Linked DNA regions of Homo sapiens: region 2 is linked to region 1. The links are chromatin loops, found by intact Hi-C in ENCODE. Cell type or tissue: MCF 10A. All regions are shown on one strand. Links, peaks and the distances in the headings refer to the core of each region. The heading gives the core; the rest is flanking DNA.

What was found. Peaks named below come from ENCODE experiments on the same cell type or tissue, not always from the same donor. Only the 100,000 strongest peaks of a DNase experiment are listed, where the experiment ranks them.
Region 2: it touches region 1 in a loop (17-fold over the local background); 33 of 110 quality-filtered maps call a loop at or near these places.

The regions. Positions count from the first base shown.
Region 1 is chr5:9,190,742-9,201,585 of GRCh38, reverse strand. It overlaps SEMA5A (semaphorin 5A), which reads left to right. Exons shown (of 23, transcript NM_003966.3): 10 at 4,283-4,418. Among named protein-coding and RNA genes, the nearest start is that of MIR4636, 140 kb to the right of the region's middle. RefSeq lists enhancers at 3,849-4,349, 4,350-4,850. In MCF 10A, for the core only: no CTCF peak of the experiment used is centred there; a DNase peak (open chromatin) is centred at 4,995.
Region 2 is chr5:8,749,973-8,760,816 of GRCh38, reverse strand. LOC101929307 (a long non-coding RNA gene) reads left to right here. Exons shown (of 3, transcript XR_007058687.1): 3 at 2,567-4,413. Among named protein-coding and RNA genes, the nearest start is that of LINC02199, 84 kb to the left of the region's middle. In MCF 10A, for the core only: a CTCF peak has its summit at 4,143 (motif pointing left); a DNase peak (open chromatin) is centred at 4,126.

The sequences.
Region 1 (10,844 bases), core at 1,863-9,862:
TAATGAAAATAGTGTTGCCTGGAGAATCTGAAATCTTTGAGATAACATGGCTCTTGCTTAAACCTTGCTCATATTTGAAATGCACATTTTCCATAGCTGCATTTTACACTATTATTCTAGAAGATTGCTTACTTGAGCACACATTTTGTAAATGTCAATTATACTTTTGAAATATTTTTGTAAAAATTATAGTATTTTTTGTCTGGGGGTGGGACAGGGAGATACTCCTAACTTTAGAATGAACAATATTTCGGCTGTCTTAAGCTTATGAAGTTTTCTGATCTCTTTCACTCTTAATCTAGTGGAGTATCACATGTCTCCAGAGTTATTTCCTATCCTTAGCTGGTATGCTGTGTAAGACTCAGGAGGAGCACGTGCCAAACCCAGGAATCAAGGCTCACATTGAGACTCTGAGCATCACTTTCCTACACACTGGCTGTGCTGCTGCTGATCCTACACTATGGGTTCTGATTTGGATCACCTTTGAAATCTCTTGTCTTGTGACTTAAGACTTTAAGCAAAAGCTGAATATTTGTATGCAAAGTAAAGGATCAAAATCTGGATGGGTTGGAAGTGCTGATAAATGAGGTAGGATGACCAACAGTCCTGAATTGCCTGAGATTATCCCAGTTTTAGCATTGATGACAGCCCTGTAACTAAGGAAACCTCTTTTTCCTGGGTGAACCAGGACAACTGGTCACCCTATGATGTCCTTTCTGCTTCCTAAGTATTTTAATTTACTTTTTCATCTCTTGGGCATCAGATGCCTGCCCATGAGTGGTATTTCTAAAAAGTCCCTTTACCTGCAGCTTATTTCCTCATTAACCTTCTCTTCCTGGTCTCTCCACTGCTTAACTTGTGTTAGTATTTGCTTAATAACAACTTTTACCCCCCATGAAGAGTCTTCTTTCTGACATGAGGTTAGAAAAATAAGGCTAGTATGGATGGCTCCACACATATCCTTGCTCCACCGTGGCCATCTTTATTTTCATAAATCTGGTCTTCAACCCAGAGATTATTTCTTCTCTTTGATAAGTTACTTTAAAAAATCAATTTACAGTTTCTGAAGTTGATTTTCTTTCCAAAACCTTGTTTAAAAACTAGTGTAGTCACACCCAAGATAAATGTGCATTTGCTCAGTTGACATCAGTTTTATGCACAAGGAGAGTCTGGTTTACTTAGCTCTTCATTCCCCTGGCTCTGGGCAAAACAAAACAAAACACCAATTTCAGAAGTTATAAAAGTACCATGCCTGGAATATTGCAAGATGGTGTATGGTCAATTTAGATAGTTGCAAAAATAAGTTTCAGACTACTCTAGACTATTTGTTTAGTGTTGCAAATTCCCATCATGTCAGAAGTCACCCAATGTACGGAATCTATACTTTTAGAGATAGAAGTGCTACATCTCCCCTTTCTCCCTGGAATACTAATTTGTGTTGGGTCTTGAGAATGCATTTCTAATATGCCCAACTCAAATTTCACAATATTTTCCACCTCCTTTTCATGTCTCAGACAAGGTTTTTTTCAAACGGAAAGAAAAGGAGGATCAGAGGTCTTATGAATCAGAAAGCTGTCCGATACTGGGCTGAGCTTCAGGGCTCAGAATGTTGCTTTGCCTCTGTACATTCGTCAAGGTTTCTCAGCACTAGGGGAATGGGGAAAAGATAACCATTCCGACTCCTTCTGTTCCTAGCACGACTGTGTAGTTTTCTCAGTCACTTGAGCATGGGTTGGCCTGCAGAAAATGGTGTGCTACTACAATGGAGTCTCTAAAGATTTGGCTTTATTTCTAGGTATCTAAAAATGGTGGCTTACCATTGTAGTTGTTTATAGTGTAGATAGTAAACTGTAGAGATTGTAGTAAAGTATTACTATGTATAGATATGGATATAAAGATAGTAAAGTTGCGGTGGGGGGTAGGATTTTTTTATTGCTCTTGTAAGTTATTACCTTGATTGCTGATAGAAGCCAGATTGGAACAGGTGGCTGCAGGTCTGTTGTCCAAGTGAGCTTGTTCATACTGATTCCAGCTTTAAGCCTTCTCATTCTCAAGGTCATGTTCTAGACCTGGGCTGCCCTCGCCTGCCCACAGGTCTGGAGACCCTGAAGAAGCGAGTGAATATGTACTTCCTGTAGACAATCCCATCCTAGGAAGAGCGGGGAGGGCAGAGGGAGGAGCACAGTGGAGTCACACAGGCCCGTCCTTTGCCCCCAGAGCACAGCAAGTGAAAGGGTAGAGGGGCAGGCATGGGCTATACTATACCAATTGTGCTCCCCAGGGGATGGCACAGGGGACAGGAAGAAGTGTTCCCACAACACTATTAAAGGATGCTCAGACTGGCAGCTACTGGGACATCCAGGGGAGTCTCTGGGTGACACCAGAGCCCAGGTCAGCCCATTCAGTCCTGGTGGTTGTAGTGAACAGAGAAACATTATGCCAGCAGGAAGAAGATTAGGTTCTTCCTTTACCTGGAAGCTGCCTGGAAACCTGGGGCCCCATGCAAAGCAGGTACAAATCCTGCTTTATTTCTCTGCAGCCTGTGACTTGGGCTGCGTAAACTCTCTGTGCTACTGTTTTCTTACCTGTAAGTCAGGGTCTTCTCAGGATCTGTAGGTTCTCAGTGAGAAATTAGATGATCTGTATCAAGTGCTTAGCAGGGGGCTCAGGGAAATATTGTTATTATTCGTAATATCCCCCATTTGCCTGCCTCTGCACCTGGCCCAAGGCATGCCTGGATGGGATATCCTGTGTCTAGCCATTCTTACTCCAGCACACTTATTTTCTTGTCCTTATTAAAGTCCACTCACATGTTCAAAGGCCAGTTTCTTCCCTGTACTTGTGTTTTAACTTCTCCCATTCTCTCTAAGGATAATGAAGAGTCAAAAGAGCAAAGTGAACAAACCCATAGCTGGTGTTCGCCCCTTTATTTTCCAGCGCCAGGCCCTGTATGCATCATGCTGAGCCTTGTCCTTGGTGCTGGACTTCTGGAGAAAATGCAGAAGGCCCACAATACCCTCAAGGCCCTACTTTTCCATAAGGATGTGTTTACTGTCTGCTCTCCTGAAGTAGAATCCTGTCTACTTCACCCACAGATATTGCAAAGGATTGGAAATCCTGGCATTTGGAGCCATACTGGGGAAAATCCGGGCATTTGGAGCCAGCCTTAGGTTCAAGTCCAGCTTCCCCATTTAGTAGCTGGCTGACATTGGGGAAGGGTCTTGTCCTCGTTGTGCCTGGTTTTCCTTACCTGTGAATTTCCTTCACCTTATGAGGATTAAATGAATGGGAATTAGTAAAGTCCTTGGAATAGAGCCTAGTTCCTATTCAGTATTTATCAAATCAAAGAAATATAAGGTAGGTATTTCAGTTTTGGAGTTTGACCTTTCCTTTGATGCAGGAAAAGAAAATTGATGAGAAATGCTTGTGGTATTGTCTCAGAGCAAGAGAAAATATATGTAAGCTTTCTTGTTTTATCTCCACTTCCCCTTTGAGAACCCGGACTGAGCTCAAAATGCAAATTTACTTAACCAAATAATGTTGCTGTTTCCATACTTAGTCAGAGGGCACTGACCTTCTGAGGGCTCCCATTTATGACTTTCTCTCAGAGCCTGAATTCTAAATTATGGCTTCAGGATTTCATATGTCAGTGCTATGTCAAATTTTTCTCTTTGACCCTTTGAATTTAAAATCTACTTTACATTAAAAGAAAATATGAAGAGTCAGACAGTCACTTTTTATAAAATACTTTGAGTTGATTTTTTTAAAGGATGACAAATAAAACAAATATCTGGGTTAAAACACACACACACACACACACACACACACACACACACACACACACACACACACACACAAACAGCTTTCCCTGCTGCTGGGCAAAGTGACCAGATAAACAGGTCAGGAAGGGAACTGCATGAGGCTGATGAGAGACGCCATCCGTTGGAGAAGGAAGTCTTTTTATTCCAGAATTTGAAAGGTGAAGCAGATAGCTAGCTCTTCAAATTCCCTCTTGCCCCTGTTGCAACTGAGTGAATTAATCCTGGCTGACAGGATTACAAGGTGTTAAATGCTAACTAGCCTGGTTTCTGTACCAAGATGTTTGTTCCTCCACAGGGGAGCCCCATTCACGCTCTGACTTCATCCTTTTGGGATCTTTAAGAGACTGTGGTCTTGAGACCTCTGGAAGCTGTAGGTCACAGCTGCTGCCCAGTCCATAGGGGGAGGTCAGCAGGTGCTGCCGAGCTCTCTGACTGCCTTCTCTCTCTCCCTCCGCTCCCAGGAACAGCATTGCGGCCTCAGCTGTGTGCGTCTTCAACCTGAGCGCCATCGCGCAGGCCTTCTCTGGGCCCTTCAAGTACCAAGAAAACTCGCGCTCGGCCTGGCTACCGTATCCCAACCCAAACCCCCACTTCCAGGTAATTTTCGGGGGGCAAAGGGGCACTGTTGGCATCCCCCATGAAGAATGCAGAAGCCTTGTGTAGACAGGCAAGGGTAATTTAAACCGCGGGTGCATGCACCATGCAGCTGTCTCCCTGGCCCCTCATGGACAGCCCCATACTCTGCTGGCTAATGTCAATAGACCAAGGCCTTTTGTGAACTGTGGCGCCTGGACCCAGAAAGGGCCTTTTGTCAGCTGTGATGCCTGAGACTGGGCGGAAAAAGGCCAGCATTCTGCAGCAGGTTAGGAATCCAGGCTTCAATTAGTACTAATGATGCTGGGCTCTGTGTCCTCAGAATCTCTGATCCCTAATGAATGACATTCTAATGAATGGGGTCCAGGGCACAGAGCAGCAGAGACACACAAACAGGATTAGAGCGCTAATTGGCAAATGTGGTGGGATTCCCTGTTGGGAAGGACAGAATGTGATGCAGGCAGCTGAGGAAAGAAGAGGAGGTGGAGGCCCTTCATCTGTTATCACAAAACTGCAGGAGGTTCAAGCTTCCAGGGCTTTGTGAGTCATCCATCTCCCAGTGTTCAGAAGAAGCTGGGACCCAAAGAGATGAAGCAATTTACTCATGTTTGGTGAGTTGGCAGGTGTATTAGTCAGTTTGGACTACCGTAAGAAAACACCACCGACTGGGTAGCTTAAAAAAGAGGCATTTATTTTCTTACAGTTTTAGAAGCTAGACCTTCAAGACAAAAGCGTGAGCAGGGCCATTTTCAGGTGAGGGCTCTCTCTTCCTGGCTTGCAGGTGGACATCTTGCTGCATTTTCACATGGTGGAGAGACACCTTTGGGGTATCTCTTCCTGTTTTGTAAGGGCACCAGCTCCACTGGACCAGGGCCCCACCCTTATGACCTCACTTACCCTCATTTACTACCATTAAGACCCCATCTCCATATACAGCCACACTGGAGGGTAGGAATTTGGGTGGCTTACAGACATTGGGTCCATAGCAGCAGGCTTCCCTGGAGGGCCTTCTGACAGCTTTCTTAAGATCATCATCATCATTATCACAGCTGTCATTTTTAGCACCAGCAAGTCCCAGACCCTGTGCTAGATGCTTCAGATAGATCAGCTTGCACACTGGTGGCAGTGCTATGGTGGGTAATGCCTTCTCCATGTGCAGGGAAAGACAGTGGGCCTGGGGCAGATCACCTGGCCAGGGCCACACAGCTGATAAGTAGCCAAGTGAGGATTCCAACCTCGGTCCTCAGATGCAAAATCCTAGCCTATTCCAACTAAATGGCCATTAGTTACTATTATTAATCAGTGGTAGAAGTGGGTCCTGTATCTGGGACTCCCAAAACTGGGAGTATGGAAAGGTTCAGTGATTTTATACTTTACTTTGATTTTTGCAAGGACCATTCAATTATGATTGTTTTGAAAGAGTTTTGTGTTTGTTGTTGTCTTTAAGCTTTTGAAGGAGCATGAGATTAAAAATAAGATGGCTGGCTTACATGTCATCTTTCCATGTGCTGCTTTCCTTGAGCAAATTATGTGCATTTTTATCACACATCTATCTATTATGCATCTTTATTGCATATTTCCATCAACAAAGGGGGAAAGGGATAAAAATGCATGCAAATAGTTTAGGAGTAAATTTTGATAACACTGAATAATGTGCATTGTTTACTGTATAAAATATTTGATAAATATAACTCTTAAGGGCTGGACCCAGAGGCTCATGCCTATAATCACAGTGCTTTGTGAGGCCAAGGCAGGAGGATCTCCTGAGGCCAGGATTTCGAGACAAGCCTGGGTAACAGAGTGAGACCCTGTCTCTACAAAAATAATAATAAAAAAAATTAGCCAGGCACGGTGTCATGCATCTATAGTCCTAGCTATTTGGGAGTCTGAGATGGAGGACTGCTTGAGCCCAGGAGTTCAATCAGTGAGCTATAATCCATCCACTGCACTCCAGTCTGGGTGACAGAGCAAGACCCTGTCTCTAAAAATCAAAAAAGAATCATTTATTTGGTGCCTTCTACATATCAAATGTTGTGTAAATGCATATTTCGTCTCATTTTCTCCTCTTGAATACAGGAAATACTCCTTTTAAGAAAGTCCTTTGTATAATAAAATCCTGAAGGTTAAATAATTAATAATGCTTACTGTATTTTCCATACAGTGATGTTTTTATTGCAGAAGGCCTTACTGTGAACAGCGTGGCTTAGTAAACTTCATAGCCCCTTACCACCTCCAGGCAGTGGATAACTTGTAGCCCGTTCATCAGGATACCTTTGCAGCACACAGCAAATCTCATTTCCTAAGGCCAGGAGCGACTGGTTTTATAATGCCAGTGTCACACTGAATGGCTTACTCTCATTATGGGATGGAAGCCAGTCCATGTAGCATAATGAATGAAGCATGCAGAAATTGGCATGCGTTTCAGGCAGGAAGCTTGCATTCCTGAGCTGTTCTTCTCTGAGTATTATTTAAGACTCCAATGGAGCTCAAGTTACAGATTATGGTGATTCTTTGTATAACTCCTAGTACAAGTACACAGCAAGTGTTTTCTTTATGTTTACTCTATTTGATAACCACACTGGCAAAGTATCCTCACAGACATTCATGAAACCATCCAGACTGGCATAGAGTGGGAATTCAATTTGAACTAACGATCCCTCCCCAGACATGTATAAGAGGCCTTATGTTTGCAATAACCAACAATGGAAAGTGGTTAGATTTTTTAAATTCTTGTTTTTCCTACTGACATTTAGGATTTTGTGCAGTACTTACATACTAGAAGTAGCTAATTAATCAGAGAAGCAGAAAGCAGAATTGGATTCAGGAAGAAGAATGGGTTAGGAGAGATGGTGCATGATATTTCAACATTTAATATAGAAATCTCAAAACAGTAACAAAGCAACAAAAAGTATCATTTTTTTCGGACAAAATATATAAACCACTCTAGGCGGTGCTTCAGAGCCCTGCCCTGTTAGAGGCTGCAGTCCTCAAAGTCATCCAGACCCTGACCCTCAGTAAGACACGCGGCAATCACTGATATAAAACATCACCGAGGCCCAGTGGCACAGCTGAGCTGTGACAGACTCCAGAATTTTCTGTGCAGCTTTGATTACTGTCACTCTGAAAGGATGGAGTTGAAATGGACGAATAGACCCTCAAATGTAGTTAAGTGGATGAGGAGGCAGTTGTTGGAGGAGCAAGTGCGTAGATCTGATCCTGTCCATCAGGACCCTTTGATATGCAAAGCAGATTTGTTTTGTTTTGTTTTGTTTTTGAGACAGAGTCTTGCTCTGTTGCCCAGGCTGGTGTACAGTGGTACGATCTCAGCTCACTGGAACCTCTACCTCCTGGGTTCAAGCAATTGTCTGCCTCAGCCTCCCAAGTATCTGGGATTACAGGTGCCCACCACCACGCCAGGCATTTTTTTGTATTTTTAGTACAGACGAGGTTTCACCATCTTGACCAGGCTGGTGTTGAACTCCTGACCTCGTGATCCACTTGTCTCGGCCTCTCAAAGTGCTAGGATTACAGATGTGAGCCACCGCCCCCGGCCTGCCAAGCATGTTTGCAGCAAGATGCAAGGGAGTAAGTGAACAAAGGGACCATTAAAATTGGGCACTCCTGCAGGAGGTTAGGTGATTGTGGGCTTGACCACCATGCACTAGTGTGCTGGAACAAGAATGGATTTGTTGTCCTAGAAACAAGTAAATAAACAAAAGTGCAAATATTTATTATCATTTAAAAAAATTGTAGAATTACTGACTGAATTACTTGAAGAGATGTTGGCATGAAAACTGTTGTGGATTGTAGGGCACATGAGAGCAATGGCTGTGCTTTTACTATTTTTATTGTTTTCTTCTTGCATGGTGAACCCAGGGAGTCACACAGTGCCCCACACGGACACAGCGGGAGTCCAGCATAAAAGGCAAAGCTAGAAAATTTTCAGGTATTAGAGAGCTAAGTGGGTTGCTTATGATCCAATACATAGATTCTATAACTCTGAATACTCTTCCAACTATTTGAAATAGAAGCACTGGGTGGAATATTATAGCCAGCAAAATAAACCAAGAAGTAGTAGAGTATACCTCAAAACCAATTCTTGGCAATTCTGGCAGTCATAAATAAGATTGATACAGGCGATATATAAATAAAGATGACAAGGCGTAGCGAGTGATCCTGCCTCACCCCTGCCACCGAGAACTCCCTGTTAGGTGTCCAATTTTTCTGGGTTCCTTAAGAACAGCAAGAGATTCTTATTTGTATATTATGCCATCCGGTTTTCAAGATACCAATTTTTTTTTAAACACTATGCTTACAAAACAAGACCTGTGTGCAAACTTCACCCAGCAGGTAGGCAGCTAACTGCCGCCGTGACTTGGGTATCACCACTGATTTCAGGAATGTAAACCACCACACGTAACATCATGCTCAGAACTAGAACCTTTCTGCGTAGACATTAGATCAAGCCTAGTAGAGCTCTTTTTCATTTTTTAAAACATGTGTTGACAGGTAAGGACTTGTCTCTGACCTCCAAATGTTACTATTTAATACTGTAATTATATAAACTTTCCTAGCACATCCCCTCCCCCCCCCAATTACAACTACTTGTGTATTCACTCATTGTTTCCTTCCCTTCTTTGTTTATTCACTCATTTCCCTCTGGCCACTGAAGCTCAACAGACCATAGAATTGCTGTCCTGCTCCAAGACCAATGCATTTACCATTCACCATTAGTTGAATGGCTTCTCTTTAGTGCCAGGCACATTGTCTTGTTCTTTGGCATTTATAAGGACTTCCAGTTAATTTACAAATGCTTTCCACGGATTATCTCAGCTGGTCTCACAGTAGCCCTGAGAAATGAGCAGGGTAACTATTTTCCTAGCCACCGGACAGGTAAAGAGACAGAGACTGAGAGGCGAGACCTCACCTCAGACCATGTGGCAGGACAGCTGCCACTCACCTGATTCCATGTGGCTTGAGAGCCACGGAGCCAGAGTAGCACTTGGGTCATGGCAGGGCTGAGCCCTTCACCTAAACTCACACATGGGTCATGGCAGGGCTGAGCCCTTCACCTAAACTCACACATGGGTCATGGCAGGGCTGAGCCCTTCACCTAAACTCACACATGGGTCATGGCAGGGCTGAGCCCTTCACCTAAACTCACACATGGGTCATGGCAGGGCTGAGCCCTTCACCTAAACTCACACATGGGTCATGGCAGGGCTGAGCCCTTCACCTAAACTCACACATGGGTCATGGCAGGGCTGAGCCCTTCACCTAAACTCACACTTGGGTCATGGCAGGGCTGAGCCCTTCACCTAAACTCACACTTGGGTCATGGCAGGGCTGAGCCCTTCACCTAAACTCACACAGTCCTTGCCTGTGGAACTTGGGGTGCCCCTGCAAGGGTGTGATAGTAAATTAAGCCTTGGACTGGATGCATGAAATCCGTTTAACTCTCAGATTCTCTTTTTCTACAATCATCCCATCATTTTATGGCTTATGGAGCATTTTATCAAATGCTATACAAATATCTCATCTACTTTTCAAAAAGCAATTTCCATCTTATACGTTTGCACCTCTCACCTGTTATAAAACCACATATTAGACATGACATGTTATAAAGGGTAGTTTCAGGTGGTATGGGCCTGGAAATTCTTTTCCATCAAACCTACTTATGTGAAGTTCTACTGGGGATCAGTCACCATTTGTACCAGGAATTAAAGTTTATGAAAGACATGAGAAGGATTGGTAGTAGTTTCTGATTCTGAGCTTGGCTCTAAGAAAGCAGTGCTTTCCTTTCTATCCCTCTTTTTACCTCATCCTTGCCAGAAACAGTCTTATATAACATCTGCCAGCCTCCCCACAACACAGCTCTGAATTTATTTCCCAGCATTGTACAGGGCTGAATTTCCCCTTGCATATCCCAGGTTCATCTCCATGATATTTGCTCTATCTGAAATCTCTTTCCTTCCTTCTTCCTTCTTTATTCCTTTCTACTCTCTTCTCCCCACTCCTCTCCTTTCCTTCCCCATTTCCCTTACCTCCTCATCTCCTGTTCTTCTTATAAATTTGCCATGTTCTTTTCCATATTCCTGGACTCTAAACATTTTTTAATAATTTCTTCTAATTGGAAATACAAGTAGAAAACAGTAAGGCCAGCACAGTATTTTTGTAGCCCATGTGAATGCTGTTCGATCTTACAGATGAGAATGACCTAATGCTATCAGCTTGAAATCCATGCCTTGCTTACAGACCCCCTGCTGCAGTAGAAAAACTAATACATCTATATGAGATCCTTGATTGTTGCATTTTCAATTTGCTACCTAATTTGTCAGGCAGATATAATAGTATGTGTTTAACCAGACAGCTTTCAAGTAACTCGACGGGAAAGGAGGAGTTTCTATGCATCTGCTGTTTAAAGTTAGC
Region 2 (10,844 bases), core at 1,583-9,582, 440 kb after region 1:
TTTCTTCCAGCTTCTTTCATGGGCTGGTGTTGAGTGCCTGCAGTTTTTCCAGGTGCACAATGCAAGCTGATGGTGGATCTACCATTCTGCGGTCTGGAGGATGGTGGCCCTCTTCTCACAGCTCCACTACCCCAGTAGGGATTCTCTGTGGGGTCTCCAACCCCACATTTTCCTTTCACACTTCTCTAGCAGAGGTACTCCATGAGTTCCCCACCCCTGCAGCAAACTTCTGCCTGGATATCTAGGTGGTTTCATACACCTTCTGAAATTGAGGCGGAGGTTCCCAAACCACAATTCCTGACTTCTGTGCACCCACAGGCTCAAAACCACGTGGAAACTGTCAAGGTTTGTGGCTTGCATCTTCTGAAGCTATGGCCCAAACTGTACCATGGCTCCTTTTAGCATGTCTAGAGCAGCTGGGATGCAGGGCACCAAGTCCCTAGGATGCACACAGCAAGGGGGCCCTAGGCCTGGCCAGGAAACCATTGTTTTCTCCTAAGCCTCTGGGCCTGTGATGGGAGGGGCTGTTGCAAAGTTCTCTGACATGCCCTAGAGGCATTTTCCCCATTGTCTTGGCAATTAATATTTGGCTCCTGGTTACTTATGCAAATTTCTGCAACATGCTTCAATTTCTCCTCAGAAAATGTGTTTTCCTATTCTATCACAACATCAGGTTGCAAATTTTGTGAACTCTTATTCTGTTTCACTTTGAAAAGTGAATGCCTTTAGCAGCACCCAAGCAGCACTCTTGAATGCTTTGCAGCTGAGACATTTCTTCTGCCAGATACCCTAAATCATCTCTCTCAAGCTCAAAGTTCCACAGATCTCTAGGGCAGGGGCAAAATTCTGCCAATCTCTTGTTAAAACATAGCAAGAGTCACCTTACTCCAGTTCCCAACAAGTTCTTCATATCCATCTGAGACCACCTCAGCCTGGATTTCATTGTCCATATCATTATCAGCATTTTGGCAAAGCCATTTGACAAGTCTCTAGGAAGTTCCAAACTTCTCCACATTTTCCTACCTTCTTCTGAGCCCTCAAAACTATTCTAATATCTGCCTGTTACCCAGTTCCAAAGTCGCTTTCGCTTTTTCATGTATCTTTAGAGCAGCATCCCACTGCTGGTACCAACTTACTGTATTAGTCTGTTCTCACACTCCTGATAACGACAAACCTGAGACTGGATAATTTATACAGAAAAAGAGGTTTAATAGACTCACAGTTCCATCTGGCTGGGGAGGCCTCACAAACGTGGCAGAAAGCAAGGAGGAGCAAGTCATGTCTTACTTACATGGATGGTGGAAGGCAAAGACAGAGTGAGAGCCAAGTGAAAGGGGTTTCCCCTTATAAAACCGTCAGAACTCATGAGACTTATTCACTACCATGAAAACAGTATGGGGGAAACCACCACCATGATTTAATTATCTCCCACTGGGTCCCACCCACAACACATGGGAATTATGGGAGCTACAATTCATGATGAGATTTGGGTGGGGTCACAGCCAAACCATATCAGAGAGGCTTCCATGAAGACCTCTGACATGTCCTGGAGACATGCCTTGATGGTTAACATTTAACTCTTTGTTACTTACACAAATTTTTGTATCAGGCTTGAATTTCTCCCCAGAAAATGGGTTTCTCCTTTCTATTGAATTGTCAGGCTGTTGCAGATTTTTCAAAAATGTATGTTCTGCTTCCTCTTGAATGCTTTGCCGCTTAGAAAATTTTTCTGCCAGGTACCCTAAGTCATCCATCTCAAGTTCAAAATTCCAAAGATCTCTAGGACAGGGGCAAAATGCTGCCAGTCTCTTTGCATAGCAACAGTGACCTTACTCCAGTTCCCAAAAAGTTATTATCTCCATCTGAGACCACCTTAGCCTGAACTTCATTGTTGATGTCACTATCAGATATTTGGTCAAAGCCATTCAACAAGTCTGTAGGAAGTTCCAAACTTTTCCACATCTTTCTGTCTTCTTCTGAGCCCTCCAAGTTGTTCCAACCTCTGCCTATTATCCAGTTCCAAAGTCACTACCACGTTTTGAGGTGTCTTTATAGCAGCACCTCACTGTCTGTGGTACAAATTTACTGTATTAGTCCGTTCTCACGCTGCTATGAAGAAATACCGGAGACTGGGTAATTTATAAAGAAAAGAGGTTTAATTGACTCACAGTTTCTCATGGCTGGGGAGGCCTCAGGAAACTTACAATCATGGTGAAGGCACCTCTTCACAGGACTGCAGGAGAGAGAATGAATGCCAGCAGGGGAAACACCAGATGCTTATAAAACTATAAGATCTCATGGGACTCCCTCATTATCATGAGAACAGCATAGGGGAACCCGCCCCCATGATCCAGTGACCTTCACCTAGTCCCACCCTTGACACATGGAGATTATTGCAATTCCAGGTAAGATTTAGGTAGCGACACAGCCAAACCATATCAACAGCCAACATTTTCCTGATGTTCAGACCCTAATATGGACAATAGGGACTATGTATTTCTTACCCACCAAAGGTGTGTTTTGAGAATCTCAAACCAAATTGGAGTAAAATTTTTTTATCCTCCAGGATATAATGAAGGGCAAAGTGTATAATGATATAATTGATATAGAAAAAGAAAGTAAGAAGAGATACTGGAGGGAAGGGAGAGGAAAAAAGGCAAACGTGGAACAATGAATTACAGAACAGGAAGAAGAAGAGAAAAGAAAGGCAAGAAAGGAGGTGAGTAGGTACCTGAGAATATGTTCATTTGGGTAGGAAATTGCTGGTGAACAGAAGGTTGATCTGGGAGCTAAGATGGCTGCAAACTTGTGAATTAAATTTAGAATGTGTTGAGTTGATGTAACAGTGCCATAGTTGTCTGCAGATGCTGTAAGAAAATATCATATATGGGTAGCTTAATCAGCAGGCGTTTGTTTCTCAAGGTCTGGGAGGCTGGGAATTCCAAGGTCAAGGTGCTAGCATATTTGATCCTGGTGAGGGCCCACTTCTTGTCCTGCAGATGGCCACCTTCTTGGTGTGTCCTCACATAGAGGAGAGACGAAGCTCTGGTGTCCCTTCCTCTGCTTATAAGGGCATTACTCATATTATAAAAGCCTCATCCCCCTCACCTCATCTAAATTTAATCACCTTCCAAAGGCTTTCTACCTCCAAATGGCATTGTCTTGAGGTTCAACATATGAATTTTCAGGGGGACACAAACATTCAATCCATTAAAAGTAACAGGACTTCCCAGAGTCAGTCCCTCCATTCCAGTTCAGAATGCAAAATGAGGAAAGCTTTTAGCCTGTCTTGGGCTATATACAAGGAAAACATTGTTTAAAATGTTTGTTTTTCCACACTTTACAACATTAAGAAGTTCTATCACAACCAACCATAAAATAAAGTTCTTTGACTTGACTCCTACTCTTTAAGGGTCTCAGGACCCTAAGTCTGTGCTCCACCCAACAATTTCATTATTGGGCATATGCCCAAAGGAATCATGACACATGTATGTGTCTGTTCATTGCAGCACTATTCACAATAGCAAAGACATGGAATCAACCTACATGCCCATCAGTGATAGACAGGATTTAAAAAAATGTGGTACATATACCATGGAGTATTATGCAGTCATAAAAAAGAACGAGATCATATCCTTTGCAGGAACATAGATGGAGCTGGGGCCATTATACTTAGAGAACTAATGCAGGAACAGAAAAGCAAAAACTGCATGTTTTCACGTATAAGTGGGAGCTAAATAATGAGAACACATGGACACATAGAGGGGAACAACACACACTGGGGTATTTTGGAGGGTGGAAGGTGGGAGAAGAGAGAGAATCAGGAAAAATGACTAATGGGTACTAGGCTTAAAACCTGGATAATGAAATAATCTGTACAACAAACCCCTCTGACACAAGTTTACCTATATAACAAATCAGCGCATGTATGCCTAACTTAAAATACAAGTTAAAAAATTTTGAATTACATACTTTCTTAAAATCTACAATAGGAACATTTAAAACATGAACCTTCAGACCCACAGAAGCTCTGGGACATTTTCTCTTGCCTCCGATGACTCTAAGAGTCCCCACTGCCTAAGTTCCTTTTAAAATGGAGTTTCCTTCATGCTCTGATGGCACCACCTGCTGGAACAAAAATGTCACCTAACACCAAGTGACATGGGCAATCATGCTTGGCACTCTTCTTCCAGAAAATGTTGACATCTAAAGTGACTTATGTTTTACCATCACCAAATTTAAGTTCAAAATTCCATGGGGCATATTAAATATAAATACTTAAGAATAAAGCATCTTACTTTAACAAATTAAATTTCATTCTATTGGCTTGGATGCCTTTTTGTTCAAATCAGCATTGTGAACTACGATAAACATCTAACCTGAACAAAGTTTAGTAATAAATAGCTGATGACATTTCCTGTGTGATTTTTATACATTATTTTCTCAAATGCTTTTACACAACATCTAGGAGGATAGACAAGCCATGGCACATGTCTGGTAAGGTTAGCAGTTCAAATCAGTAGATCAGTGAGTGTTATTACTTTTATTATTTCAACAAATTGTTGAATATATTAAACAAATTATCACAGTGGGTCAATTGGGTCAATAATATTCTTTTATGTTGGGGCCTAGGGAAACTTGGGCCAGAAATTGAAGACAGAGTGGAGCCAAAACTGAAGGGAAGCTGTTTATTAGACAAAATCAACTAGACATTGATGATGTCTCAGTCAGAGTTCTCCAGAGAAACAGAACCAATAGGATGTAGATAGGTAGGTAGATAGATCGATCAATAGACAGACAGAGATAGATTAATAGATTGATAGATCAATAGATTGATAAGTAGGTAGATAAGTAGATACATAGATTAATAGATTGATGGGTAGGAAGTAGATAGATGATAGATTGATAGATAAAGATAGATTAATAGATTGATAGATCATTAGATTGATATGTAGGTCAGTAAGTAGATAGATAGATACATAGATTGATAGGTAGGTAAGTAGATAGATAGACAGATAGAAAGGAAGAGAGTTACTTTGAAGAATAGGCTCACATGATTATGGAGGCTGAGAAGCCCAATAGTATGCAACCTGCAAGCTGGGGGCTCAGGAAAGTGAGTGGTGTAGTTCAAATCCAAACCCGAAGGCCCAGAACCCAGAAGTGCCAATATCTGAGGGAAAAAGATGGGTGTCCCAGGTGAAGAAGAGAGAGTAAATTTGCCTTTTCTCCACCTTTTTGATCTACTGGATTCCTCCAGGGACTGGATGATGCCTGCTCTTATGAATGACAGGTGAGAGTGGATCTTCCTTACTCAGTCCACTGATTCCAGTGCCCATCTCTTCCAGAGACACGTTCACAACCCAGAAATAAAGTTTACCAGTTTTCTGGGCATCTTTCAATCCAGTCAACTTGACACATAAATTTCACCATCACAGCTGATGACTAGAGAGTCACTCTCTCTCTCTCTTTCTCAGTTGCTGCTGCTTTCTTTCTCTCTTTCACACATACACATACTCAGAAACTCATACACACACTCATACATACTCACACATACTTAAACTCACACACACACTCAGAGCTCCGCACCATCTGAAGCTTAGATGGCAGCCCCTGAGGTGGTCTGTCCGTGGGCACAGGGAGAGCTGTCCTGGAGTGCCCTGCAGGAGGGCTCATGCTCATGACACCAGACCTCCAAAGAGGGGACCTGAACAGTTATCCTCACTGCCCACCTCTGCTAGAGCAGGAAGATAAGTTGGAGGATGTTATCTTGTTGTTTATAAACTGTTAATGAGTGAACAGTTCACAGCTCTGTAGTTGGCAGATGGCCGTCAGTATTTGTCATACCCTTTCAGAGCCTCAGTTCAAGATCAAGACCACACATTAATATACACATAGCAGGCCAGGCGCAGGGGCTCATGCCTGTAATCCTAGCACTTTGGGAGGCCAAGATGGGCGGATCATGAGGTCAGGAGATGGAGAACATACTGGCTAACATGGTGAAACCCCATCTCTACTAAAAATACAAAAAATTAGCCGGGCGTGGTGGCGGGTGCCTGTAGTCCCAGCTACTCGGGAGGCTGAGGCAGGAAAATGGCGTGAACCCGTGAGGCGGAGCTTGCAGTGAGCTGAGATCGCGCCACTGCACTCCAGCCTGGGCCACAGAGCGAGACTCCGTCTCAAAAAAAAAAAGAAAAAAAAATATATATATATACACACACACACATAGCAGTGATCCAGAAACCCCTGGTCTGCAACTAATAAATATGTAAGATGATAGATTAGTTAGCCTGATTTAATCATTTTATATTGTAAACTTATATAAAGCATTGCATCGTACCTCATAAATAAATATGAGTATTTGTCAATTAAAAATAAAAATTATAAAAATGAAGCAAATAAAAGCACTTTAGCATTTATTATCTTCTGAAAACATTTCCACCAATGCAAATTTTCTATTTTAAAATGAAGTTTTCTTTTCATTTCTCTTATTCTAACATTCTCCCTAACTACCCTTCTTCCCAATTGGCTTTCTTTTCATTCATTTTGAGATTATTTTCTTTCCACGAAAAAACAATTAGCAAATTCGGAGAGCTTTTGAATCTTACCTCAAGATCCACCATAGGATTGTGCTTTCTTTCCTGTTGGCTTTCACAGAGCTTGTGATGGAGCCACGCTGTGAGGCTGTTTATGCAGCCTGCCCCACTAATTTCCCTCTCACCGTCTGTAGTGAAGACCTTTATCTAACTTTAATACAGCAACACATGATGCTCCTCGATGAAACAGCTTCTTCCTTCAACATATGGTGTGTTCCTCTTCGTTGTCGAAGAATGCCTCCTAATTCTTCTTAGTACAAATTTCTCTTCATGTTTTCTGTACAGATAAACTAAATAGTACTATAACGCTCCTCCTAAGTAAACAGTATGCCACTGGATGATATTTCCAAATTGTATTGTGTATTTTCCTGATGTTTCTTATTTGCAGATTGTGACCAGGTATACTATAGCATCATTGAATGTTTTCATTTCACACTTTGGAGTTTGGACTTCTCAGCAATATTATTTCCTAGTCATTTATTAGAGTTTGATATTGGGATCTGCATACCAACATTTCCTTATATCTACCCACATACTCATCACTATGGAAACAGCTGCCCCAACATGGCATGATCCACTCCGATGTGTACGAATCCCATGACTCTGGCACTTCTTTGTAGGTGCTCCAGGAGAAACTCCTGGCAAAACAGAAGAAACATGAACAGCTGGAAAATACACAGTGAATACCCACATTCTTTATGGTTATATTAAGCAGAACATTATTTTAGACAGAACATACACTCAGCCTTTTAGACCTATGGGTTCCCTAAACCAGGTCAAAAATATGGGAAAAAGAAAAATAGATGGTTGCATCTGTACTCAATATGTACAGGCTATTTTCTTGTCATTATTCTCTAGACATCAAAATATAACAACTATTTGCATAGCATTTATATTGTGTTACATATTATCAGTAATCTAGAGAGGATTTAAAAGATATGAGAAAATGTGTCTTACACACATATTATATGCAAATATATATATGGGACTAAAGCATCTCTGTATTTTGGTATCCTTGAGATAACAGGGTTTATGTGTGTGTGTGTATGTGTGTGTGCACTCTCTATACTCAAGTGCATTGAACTCTATCTAGCTAAGTGATTCAGGGTGAGTTGATAAGCATCACTGAGTCTCTTTCCACATTTGTAAAGTGGGAATAGCAAAACTAACTTACAAAGATTGTTGTGAGAATTTAATATGACAAAAATATTGAAAGTATGTATGCCAGGTAAATAATCATCAACCCAGTCACATTTAGTTCTCAGTTACTTTTCTTTGCCTCCTTCTCTTCCTCCTTCATTATCTTCTCATTTTAAAATGTATTTTCCTCTCTGTTAGGCACCCTGCTGGCCAGTAAAGGACAATAATTTTGACTTCTGGATGTAAACCAGGAAGTTGCATGTTTAACAAGCATCTCTAGAGACACTGATACAATTGATCAGCTCTTTGCATTTTGAGGAGGTGGGGAACATGCTAACAACATCTGCAATGTGGATTATTAAAAGAAGATTTTCCCAGCTTTGGCTGTACACTGAAATCTCTAGGGTGTGTTTAAAAATCCTGTTGTCCAAGCACACACAAAAGCAAATAAATTAGAATCTCTCAGTATGGGATCCGGGTAGATATAGTTTTATAAGGAAATCCAACATAGTGCAAGGTTCCTAACTATTAATACAATTTTTAAAAGATATTAGCGATTCTCCAGCAGATTAGAATTGGGAAACCAATGATTTAAAACAACAGATTATATAACAAATAACAAGGAGAAAACACACAAATACTATGAAAGAGGCTGTCGTTTTTTGTAATAAACCATAATCTTAGAATAGTTTTAGGCTTAGAAAAAGATTGCAAAGACAATATAGAGGGTTCCTGTACACCCAAGCTCAGTTTTGCATACTGTTAATAATAACTATAAATTACATTACAGTATGTTACAATTATTACAACCAATATATAAGAATTAATAGCACATTCTTAACTCAAATTACTTCATGTAATTGTTTCCGTTGTTTTTGGCCTTTCCTTAGTTTTCGTCTTATGTCTTTTTCTCTCCCGGGATCCCATCCAGATATCACATTACGTTTAGTCCTCAGGCTCCTCTTGACTGTGATAGCATCTAGGATGTTGTTTTCTTTGTTTGGTTTTGTCTATTTATGTTTTATTTATTTATACTTTCTTTCCAACTTTTAGTTCAAGGGGTACATGTGCAGGTTTGTTACATGGGTTAATTGTGTGTTGTGAGGGTCTGGTGTATGGATCATTTTGTCACCCAGGTATCAGCATAGTACCTGATAGGTTGTTTTTCAATCCTCACTCCCCTCTCACCCTCCACCCTGAGGCAGGCTCTGGTGTCTACTCTGCCCTTCTTTGTGTCCATGTGTACTTCATGTTTAGTTCCCACTTATAAATAAGAACATGTGGTATTTGGTGTGCCATTCCTGTGTTAATTTGCTTAGGGTAATGGCCTTCAGCCCCAGCCATGTTGCTGCAAAGGACATTGTCCTAAGGAAGGACATGATGCCATTATTTTTTATGGTTGCGTAGTATGCCATGGTGTGTGTGTACAATATTTCCTTTATCTACTCCGTGTTTATGGGTATCTAGGTTGATTACATGACTTTGCTATTGTGAATAGTGCTGTGGTGAACATATGCATGTATGTGTCTTTATGGTAGAACAATTTATATTCCCAGTTATGAGGTTGCTAGGTTGAATGGTAGTTCTGCTGTAAGTTCTTTGAGAAATCTCTAGACAGCTTTCCACAATGTTTGAACTAATTTACATTCCCACCAACAGTGTATAAATGTTCCCTTTTATCCACAATCTCATCAGCGTCTGTTACTTTTTGACTTTTTAGTAATGGCCATTCTGACTGGTGTGAAATAATATCTCAGTTTGGTTTTGATATGTATTTCCTTAATGATTAGTGATATTGGATATTTTTTTCTGTGCTGTTGACAATGTGACACTCCTTTTGAGAAGTGTCTGTTCTTGTCCTTTGTCAATTTTTAATGGGGTTGTTTGTTTTTTTGCTTGTTGATTTGTTTAAGTTCCTTATAGAGTCTGTATTTTATACCTTTGTCAGATGCATAGTTTGCAAATATTATTTTTCCCATTCTGTAGGGTATATGTTTACTCAGTTGATAGTTTATTTTGCTATGCAGAAGCTCTTTAGTTTAATTAGGCCCTATCATTAATTTTTGTTTTTGTTGCAGTTGGTTTTGGAGCATTCTGTCAAATTACTAACAGCACTTTTTACAGAATTAGAAAAACGAATTTCAAAAATGTATTTGGAACCACAAAAGAGCCCGAATAACCAAAGCAATCCTAAGCAAAAGAACAAAGCTGGAGGACTCACACTATCTGATTTCAAAGTATATTACAAGGCTACAGTAACCAAAACAGCATGGGACTGGTACAAAAACAGACACATAGATCAATGTAACAGGTTAGCGAACCCCAGAAATAAGGCTGCACACCTACAACTGTCTGACCTGTGACAAAGTCAACAATAATAAGCAATAGGGAAATGACTCCCTATTAAATAAATGGTGCTGGGATAACTGGCTACTCATCTGCAGAAGATTGAAACTGGACTTCTTCCTTTCACCATATACAAAAATTACCTAAAGATGGATTACAGACTTAAAGGTAAGACCTACAACTATAAAAACCCTAGAAGGAAATGTAGGAAATACCATTCTGGACCTCGGCCCTGGTAAAGACTTCATGACATTCTTTGTTTTTTGATGACCTTGATACTTTTGGATTACTGGTCAGGTAGTTTGTAAAATATCCTTCAGTTTGTGTTTGCTGAACATTTTTCTCAAGGTTAGACAGGGGTTCTGGACTCTTGTGATAAAGACTAAAGAGGAAACATGCCATTCTTATCACATCTTATCAAGGGTACATAATATTAACATGATTCATCCCTGTGGATATTGGCCTTATCCATGTTTCTGTAATGTGCAGTTATTCTCTTCTCTTGGCTTGCCATACTGTATTCTTTGGAAGGAAGTTATTATGCACAGCCCACACCTGAGGAATCAGGTTTTTGCTCTACTTCCTTGAGAATACAGCATTAACAGAAATTATTTGGATTTTTTTCTGTATGGAAGATTTGTCTCTTCTTCCATTTTATTCACTTATTTTGTTACTTATTTATATCAGTGTGTATTTATGAATATATTATATTTTGGGTTATAATCCAATATTTCTTTATTTTATTGCTGAAATTGATCCAGTTTT